2 separate regions of the Mus musculus genome follow, and region 1 is linked to region 2. Evidence: chromatin loops called from intact Hi-C (ENCODE). Cell type or tissue: heart. All regions are shown on one strand. Each heading gives the region's core, and the rest is flanking DNA. Links, peaks and the distances in the headings are about the cores only. Region 1 overlaps 4930553P18Rik (RIKEN cDNA 4930553P18 gene). Region 2 holds the start of Nat8f1 (N-acetyltransferase 8 (GCN5-related) family member 1).

Region 1 (4,391 bases), core at 72-4,071, 94 kb before region 2:
CCCTGTCTCAAAAAAAAAAAAAAAAGAGAAAGAGAGAGAGAGAGAGAGAGAGAGAGAGAGAGAGAGAGAGAGAGATGCCAACACACTGCAGGCCTCAGGGAGTACGAGTGCCACTTACTAAGCTAACAGGCAAATGCGCCTGAGAGGTTCTTTGCGCTTGTTGATGGAGAAGCACCAGCGCCTCAGAAGGTGTCTCCCCTCCTCCCTAGAATTGGCTTTGTTTGAAACAGGGTCTCACTATGTAATTCAAGCAGGCTAAAAGTAATGATAGCATTAATGCCTCTCTTCCCCGCTATCAGGATGTGAGGCAGCATACCCAGCAAGTGTTTGGGTTTTCATCTTCGGGATGAGTTACCTAATTGCCTTGGGCCTCAATGAAAAGTGTGCACATAGACAAAGTTCATCCCAAAACTAAGAAGCAAGGCCTATGGCTGTGCCCCAGGACAATAAACAATAGCAAGAACAGAAGTGGCTTCCTGTGTGCCACTTCCTTCCTCAGGCCCTCCGCCTGCTACCCCAGGGTCTGCAGGGCCCACAGAATTAGTGCCATTGTGCTTTGTCTGGTGTGAGGCTGGAACAGCTGAAGGCTGAGGGGAAATCCCATGTGCACTTGGAGAAGATTCCCACGAGTCGCACTGTCTTGCTGTGTTGGGGTAGCCAGGCACATCCAACTTCCACCAGAACTCCAGACGCTTCAGCTCTCCTTCCGGGAGTTGTTGTCAGTCCCCCAGTGCTGCCTCAAGCCTGAGCACACCTAGCAAGACCTGTGCACAGAAACATTCCCAGAGCCCTGGACTTAGGGGTTTCTATTTTTCTTGGGGTTTTTTTATTTAGAAGGCTATTTTATGTGTGTGTTTGTAGGTATGTGCATTCCTGGTGACAGCTGAGGTCCCCAGAGAGAGTTAGATCCCCGGGAACTAGGGAGCACTGAGCAGTGTGAGCCACCGTGTGGGTTCCGAGATTTGAACTCTGATCCTCACGGGTAAGCCCAATTCACGGTTGAGCACGGAGCCTTCCTTAGAGCCCACACACTGTCTTCAAAGTAAGTGGTGCTCTGGAGAGCACCGCAAACCAGAAGGGTTTCTTTTCCTCTCATCTGTTTATCTGGGAGAATGGACAGTGATGACCTTGAATGCTCATCCCAGTCCTGTACCAACAGAGCAACCTCTCCTAACACTCTGCACCTGCCAACAGCGTGGTGAGAGGCAGCAGGGGAGGGGGGGGTGTGTCTCCTGGGTCAGCTTTCATGTGAAGAGAGATCGCCTCTGTCCTCACTTAGGCCAGACCAGCCAGCAGCAGGGGAGAGCATGATAGGGAAGGACAGAATGGGAGAAGTGGAAAAAAGAGGGTTTCTGGGCAAGGGCAGGGCTGGAATGGGAGCATGCGCAGAGAGGACACTTACAGATGGACTTCCGGTACTCATGTACTGGAGCTATCCACAGGGCCAGTGGTAAGAACATGGCACACTGTAGTGATGCGTTGGTCACCAGGATGGCTCCCATGTAAGATACATTTGTTGAGTGTTGACTGTGGAGACGGGTGAGAGCTCACCTTTCTCAGGCAGGAATGACTGGGGCAACGCTTGCCAACCCTGGCTGCCCTTGAGGGTCCCATCAGGAATCATTCTCTACCCAAGGAGTTCATTGATGTCATGTTAGTCGCACAAGTCTAGACGACCTTGGAACAGCAGCTCAGTTCATAAAGCAAAGTTCAGTGTTGGCTTCAACTTCACTCGACGTCCTAGGTGTGGCCCTGGGAGAGTCAGCATGTGACCTTAGAAGGGTGGATGTCTAGGCAACTGAACCCTGACGCTGGATGCAATCTGGAACTCTGAAAAGGCATAAAGGCCCAGAGGGAAACAAACTGCCTCGTAAATATGTAAATCCATAGATTAGTGCTGCTTTCCCTGTTGGTCAAAGAGGCTTCTTTTGCATGGGGAGTGGTTAATGTATAGACTCCTTACTCTTCAAAAGGTTGAGAATGAGTATTGAGTGATAAGCCCCAAATGAGATATCTATATCAGACACACACGCACACGCATACGCACATGCACACAACTTACTGCTCAGGAGGTATAAAATGGCACAGAAACAATGTGAGAGATGGAGGCTGGGGAGGAGTGCTGTGGCAGCCTCTCTTCTAGACAGGTAAAGACCATTGCACTCATGAAACCCAGCCACTGCAGTTACTTCCACGAAAGCTCCACAAGGTGGAGCCCTTCAGCAGTCCAGCATGCAGGGAGCTATTGATTGTTTGGGAGACAGGAATCATTTTTCTTTAGGGGTGTAGAGAATGGGAAGTTGCCTAGGCTCTAATAGAATCCCACAAGCATGCACAAACAAGAAATCCCAATTAAACTCACTGGGATGTTCAAACACAGAAAATGAGGCCGGCAACGTGGCTTTATGGGACAAGACCCTTGCCACACAAGCCAGACAAGCAGAGTTTAATTCAGGGATCCCACAGGGTGGGAGAAGAGAACTGGATTCCTGCAAGTTATCTTGAACTCCACAGAGCCTCTGGCATACAGGCGCACATGCATGCGCACATGCATATACATACTCAGAGAGACAGAGTAGATAAATGTACATTTAAATAAGACTTGACAGAAGGAGAGTGTTTAGGATAGAGGTTTTGCGAAGACTTGGAGGAGCATGGGAGAGGGCATTGAGGAGTAAACATAATCAAGAATAGTTATAGACAACGTCAAGGATGAGGTTTAAACTTTGTAACAGTAGTAATTAAAAGTCTTTAATCCCAGCTCTTAGGAGGCAGGAGCAAGAGAATCTTGGTAAGTTCCAGGCTAGCCTGTGCTACCTAGCTGCTTCACACTGAGATCCAGTCACAACCAAAAACAAGAAAGACAGAAAGGGGGGAAATGAGATAGAGGAGAAATAAGTGAGCAGCTAGGACAAGGCTGCCCTCCAGCACCTCGCTAATCTTCACTGTCAATCACACCTCAGTTAACGTGTCTATGACGCCTGATCAGAGAGCAGACCCAGGAGCAGGACACACCAGTCAACTTTTATTGTAGAATTAAATAGCATTGTTAAGAAACTGCAAATCTGTTTCAAAATACACTTAGATAAGTAGAACATGAGTTTCTGTGAGCTTTATGGAGAATGACTGTGTTCTGGGTAGTGTCACTTCTCAGCAAGGCCATCATTAGCAGAAGCAGCAAAGAGACTGTGCACCCACTCACAGTTCCTAGTGAGCTTTGCATTGTAATCTGCCGCTGACAATGAATTTGTCGTGTCATCCCTTTGCAGGACACCCATTTTATTGCTGGACAGAAGCAAGCACTACCTTCTGCAGTAAGGTCATTACAGCTTCAAAGCAATTCCAGACTTCCAGGAAACATGTTCAGGCAAGCAGACCCTCCCTAGGCCAGACAGACTCATAGTGTACTGTGCTGTGATTGGTGGTCATAGTGCTCAGTCAGGATGATTGGCCATCAGGACAACATGGTTGCAGGACTGGACAATCTGAAGGGCTGACGTGGAGTACAAGGAGGGGAGGAGGGCTGCCTCATGCTCTTTCACATGAGACAACCCTGATGCAGTCCACAGAGCTACAGTCATCTCCTCTTGTTTCACATAGCTTGTGAGGTAGCCCACTTTGATCGGGAAATCCTATCATACCTGTGATACTCTGGAGCTTCAGTAGCCAGTGATCATCAAAGTGCAAAGATCCAAACAGCATCCTGGAAGATTCTCCTGGGAGCCCGGCAGAGCATCCCCATCAACAGGATCCAGTTTCCATGGTGTTGGGTACCACATAGCCTGCTGACAAGCATCTCACAAAGCAGACACCATGCTGTCTGCACCAGGAACTTCCGTTTCTACCTGAAATTGCATCTGGGCTTACAGTCAAGCAAAAAGTAACGAAGCTCACCTGAGTCAGAAACTTCACTTGGCATGTTTATCAGTTGGGTTCAAGTTCTGTGCCTCACTTTTTAAACTTTGTCTCTCACAGAAAATTGACAGTGTCCTCACAAACCTTACAACCTGTCCTCAGGCATCCTGAGGTAGGCAAGGCTGGCCAGCAGTGGGTGCACAGGGCTCTTAGGTCCATACTGGTTCCCAGCTAGAAAATCCCATCTTAACCTGTTAGCAAATATACCACCTAACAAAATCAACTTCCAGTTGCTATGAACTCCTAATATACTGTTCTACTCTGAAATAAGGTTCATTAATAGAGACATATCAGTGTCTTCCTCTAGACTCTGTGAATGGGCACATATGCCATTCACACACACCAGAGAACATACATGACACAGATGTAACATATGTGACATAGGTTGAACATATACATAGATATCTACACCATCCTACATATATACATATACAAAACTCAAATATACACAGAATCTACACACACACACACACACA
Region 2 (4,391 bases), core at 328-4,327:
GAGGAATACCGAATGGCTGAGAAGCACCTGAAAAAATGTTCAACATCCATAATCATCAGGGAAATGCAAATCAAAACAACCCTGAGATTCCACCTCACACCAGTCAGAATGGCTAAGATCAAAAATTCAGGAGACAGCAGATGCTGGCGAGGATGTGGAGAAAGAGGAACACTCCTCCATTGTTGGTGGGATTGCAAGCTTGTACAACCACTCTGGAAGTCAGTCTGGAGGTTCCTCAGAAAGTTGGACATAATACTACCAGAAGATCCAAAAATACCTCTCCTGGGCATATACACAGAAGTTCCAACTGGTAATAAGAACACATGCTCCACTATGTTCATAGCAGCCTTATTTATAATAGCCAGAAGCTGGAAAGAACCCAGATGTCCCTCAACAGAAAAATGGATACAGAAAATGTGGTACATTTACACAATGGAGTACTACTCAGCTATTAAAAACAATGGATTTATGAAAGTTTTGGACAAATGGATGTATCTGGAGGATATCATCCTTAGTGAGGTAACCCAATCACAAAAGAACTCACATGATATGTACTCACTGATAAGTGGATATTAGCCCAGAAACATAGAACACCCAAGATACAATTTGCAAAACACAAGAAAATCAAGAAGAGGGAAGACCAATGGGTGGATATTTCATTCCTCCTTAGAATAGGGAACAAAATACCCATGAAAGGAGTTACAGAGACAAAGTTTGGAGCTAAGAGGAAAGATGGACTATCCAGAGACTACCCCACCCAGAGATCCATCCCATAATCAGCCACCAAACCCAGACCCTATTGCATATGCCAGAAAGATTTTGCTGAAGGGACCCTGTTATAGATGTCTCATATGTGGCTATGCCAGTGCCTGTTAAATACAGAAGTGGATGCTCAGTCATCTATAAGATGGAACACAGGGCTCCCAATGGAGAAGCTAGAGAAAGCACTCAAGGAGCTGAAGGGGTCTGCAACCCTATAGGTGGAACAACAATATGAACTAACCCGTACCGCCAGAGCTCATATCTCTAGCTGCATATGTAGCAGAAGATGGCCTAGTCAGCCATCACAGGGGAATGCCAGGGCCAAGAAGCGGGAGTGGGTGGGTAGGGGAGCAGGGCGGAGGGAGGGTATAGGGAACTTTCAGGATAGCATTTGAAATGTATATAAAAAAATCTAATAAAAAAAAAACAAAAAAAAGAACTATGTCAAATGTTTTCTCAGCATCAAATAAAATGATCATGTGATTTTTTTCTTTGAAAAAAAAAAAAAAAAAGAGTCATGTTGACATTTAGTTCCCGATGTGTGATATTAAACGGTGAGGCCAAGTATGGAATTAAGAAGGTGGCTAGGACTTTGTACTAAGAGATAAAAATAAAAAATAATTAATCCGCTCATATCACTATAAAGTTAATAGTTTACCTCAGGGGCAATTGGGGCCTTTGAACTCAAAATTTTGTTTTTTGGGTTTTGTTTTGCTCTGCCTTCCAAGTGCTGGGATTAAAGGTGTGTGCCACCGCTGCCCAGGTCAAAATTTTGTTAATCCAGTTATATGATTATCAAATAAAGGCTTCTATCTCCAAAGCGATTCTATTACAAATGAAGTTTGCCTAGCCTCCTAACCTGCTCCCTGGCTTGAGGCAGACGCTGGCAGATCTCTGAGTTTAAGGCCAGCCTGGTCTACAGTATGAGTTCAGGACATCCAGGGCTACACAGAGAAACCCTGTCTAGGAAAACACAACAAAACACCTCACCCACCATGAGGTACTGTGGTATTAGCAACAGGAGGTGGTCTAAGGCTTCTCACGTCCAGTGTCCACGTTCTGACTCTATATCCACATCTCTCCTGACTCATCCTTGTCACAAGCACTGCCATCACCTCTTATCAATAACACCTTAACAGCGTCCTCATCCGGGCCCTGTCACCAGTAATGCAATTCTAGCCTATCCCAATGGTCACGGGGTCCTTCAGGAGGAAGTCAGGCTGAAGCTAAAGCACTAACTATGTCACTGGGACCAGCATGTAGTCTGGACCCTGCCTGACTCCTCTCCAACCCGGATGGCATGGCCTGCCCTCGGCTTAGGCTGGTCAGGCTTTCCAACAGGGCGTCCCTACTACCCTCAGGGCTTCTTGCCTGGGTCCCTCCTGCCAAGGCCGCTCGCTGGCCCGGGTAAAGCCTGGGGTGGAGGCGACTCCGCTCTCCGCCGCGCCTCCCTCCCAGCGCTGGGCCTGGCTGTGGCTGTGCGGTCCGCACGCGGCTCCTCCAGCCTCAGCCTCGGGCATCGCCTGCAGGGGGCGCCCCGGCGCGCGCAGCCGAGCGGCCTTCCGTCCCGAGCCGCGCTCCTGAGACCATGTCGCTCTCCACCGGGGCTCGCGACAAACACGGGCAAAGGCACGCGTACTTCGCCCGCAAAACTGTCCGCAGGGAAAGAGCAACAGGGCGGAACTCACCCTGCATCCTACGCCCGCATCAGAAGATCGTCCCCTAGGAAACTTAGCTCTCTACTTCCGGAAGTGCTTAATGTTTGATAGGTGGGCGGGCGCCGAGGCGCCCAGTTTCCGGTGGGCGTGCTCCTGGCTCTAAAATGGAAGTGGAGCGGACTCCTAGTACCGCTAGAAGCTGCTGGCGGAGGACAAGGAGAACTAACTCTAATTTGTCCCGGCTTCGGAGGTGGAAAAGCCCCCACTGGTCGGGCCTAGAAGCTGAGGTATGGTGTTGTCAGCCCTGTTCTTAGCCTGTGTTGAACACTCTTTTCCTGTGAAAAAGAAAAATATTCACCAGGATGGGAGTCACAATTTATCAGAGCTTTCCAGACTCAGTTTACCGAGTATGCTCTTGGGTGGAAACGGGGATCTGGCGTGGTTGTGGCTTACATTGAAGGAGCGCTTCCGGTGCTTGGAGATCTAGAGACAAGTGGACTTTCACAGCTGTGACAGAGGAAAGAGGCAAATTTCTTGAGCAGACCAGAGGACGCGACGCTGGGATCAAGTCCCCAGAAGCCATCCGCCTCAGGGAATTATACAAGACCAGGGTACTGCTCACGGGGAAGGGTGGCCACCAAGATAGTGAGTCCGGATTTTAGTCCTTGCTACCTGTCAAGAGAACCCAATGAATAAAGAGCTTGAATCTTAAAATTAGTTTATCCAGAGAGAACCTGCAGTCTGAAATAGTAGGTTAATTACCCTACAGACATGCATTCCCTGCCATCTTCACCCAGCAGAATATATAAGGAGGAGATAGGGCCATAGGCAAAGACAGCCAATAATCCTGGAGCTCCGTTTTGTTTTGCCTCTCTGGCCAGATGGTCAACATGAGGACACTTCTCATATGATGTTTGCTTCTTACTTTCTTGGCTTTCTCCTCGTCTGCAGGTGTTTGGACACAGGCACATTGGAACTCAGAATCTAATTAATTTCTACTGATAATCGACCTTACACCCCTACAGAGATACCTGGGAGGTTAATTCAAAACAAATGAGAGGGTGTCCGTTTCGTTTCCTTTCCTCAGTGTGAAGTACAAGTGTGTCTTCATAATCCAGAATATGAAAGTGTCCCTATCTGTCCCCAATCATTCTTCACTATCAGTAGCAACTCTGAGATCTGTGTCATATGAAAGATGACATCCTGACACCGTGCACCTGGTTGGTTGTCGGAATGACTTCTTTTCTTGTAAGAGAATTCTCTGGCACAAAAAGATGTACATCAGAACATACCATATGTAGCAGGAGCAGCTGTGTCTTGGAGTGAGAATTTCTGAAATATGCTTTGTTCTGAAACAGATATAGACAATAAAGGTCTGAACCAAAGTTAGAAGACAGTGTCAGGTAGCCACATATAAAACCATTTCTCTGTAACTTCTCAGCTTTCCTTTTGGAAAGTCCACCACAGTGAGTCCAGTCTCACTCACCAGGGCTAGACTGCCCTGCACTTATAGCCTTTCTGTTTCAGCTTCCCCAGTGCTGGAATTTCACACAAGCAGTGTGACTTGGTTCTAATTCTGACTCCTTTCCACATCTCTGAAGATACTATTGTTTGGTTGTGGTGGTTTAATTTTATCTCTCAGCCCTGTGATGGGATCTGTCCCAACCGATCTGATTCTGTGTTGAAGGCGTGAATGAGTGACACATGTCAAGGAATTAATGCCAATAAACCCTAGAGCCTACCTTGTCTATTTTTTTTTTTTTACATTTTGTTTATCCTGTTGGTGACGTCCTTGCATCTCCATTAAATCACTAATGGGGATGTCCATTAGAGGCTGTATTTCTGCAGAATGTCTGCAGGCAATAGCCATATAACTCTTATTTATTTATTTATTATTTTTTATTTATTAGATATTTTCTTTATATAGATTTCAAATGCTATCCCGAAAGTCCCCTATACCCTCCCCCTGCC

The links. Hi-C counts contacts between places; a loop is a spot of excess contacts. Peaks named below come from ENCODE experiments on the same cell type or tissue, not always from the same donor. Only the 100,000 strongest peaks of a DNase experiment are listed, where the experiment ranks them.
Region 1: a loop joins it to region 2, with 2.9 times the contacts of the local background. A loop is called at or near these places in 2 of 42 quality-filtered maps.

The regions. Positions count from the first base shown.
Region 1 is chr6:86,007,968-86,012,358 of GRCm38, reverse strand. 4930553P18Rik (RIKEN cDNA 4930553P18 gene) reads right to left here. Exons shown (of 2, transcript NR_155305.1): 2 at 3,006-4,391. Among named protein-coding and RNA genes, the nearest start is that of Gm33319, 2.3 kb to the right of the region's middle. In heart, for the core only: a CTCF peak has its summit at 2,201 (motif pointing right); no DNase peak of the experiment used is centred there.
Region 2 is chr6:85,913,850-85,918,240 of GRCm38, reverse strand. Nat8f1 (N-acetyltransferase 8 (GCN5-related) family member 1) reads left to right here and starts at 2,609. Exons shown (of 2, transcript NM_023160.3): 1 at 2,609-2,707. It overlaps Tprkb (Tp53rk binding protein), which reads right to left and starts at 2,522. Exons shown (of 6, transcript NM_176842.3): 1 at 2,451-2,522. In heart, for the core only: CTCF peaks have their summits at 2,121 and 2,326 (motif pointing right); a DNase peak (open chromatin) is centred at 2,530; H3K4me3 peaks cover 2,067 bases; H3K27ac peaks cover 1,774 bases.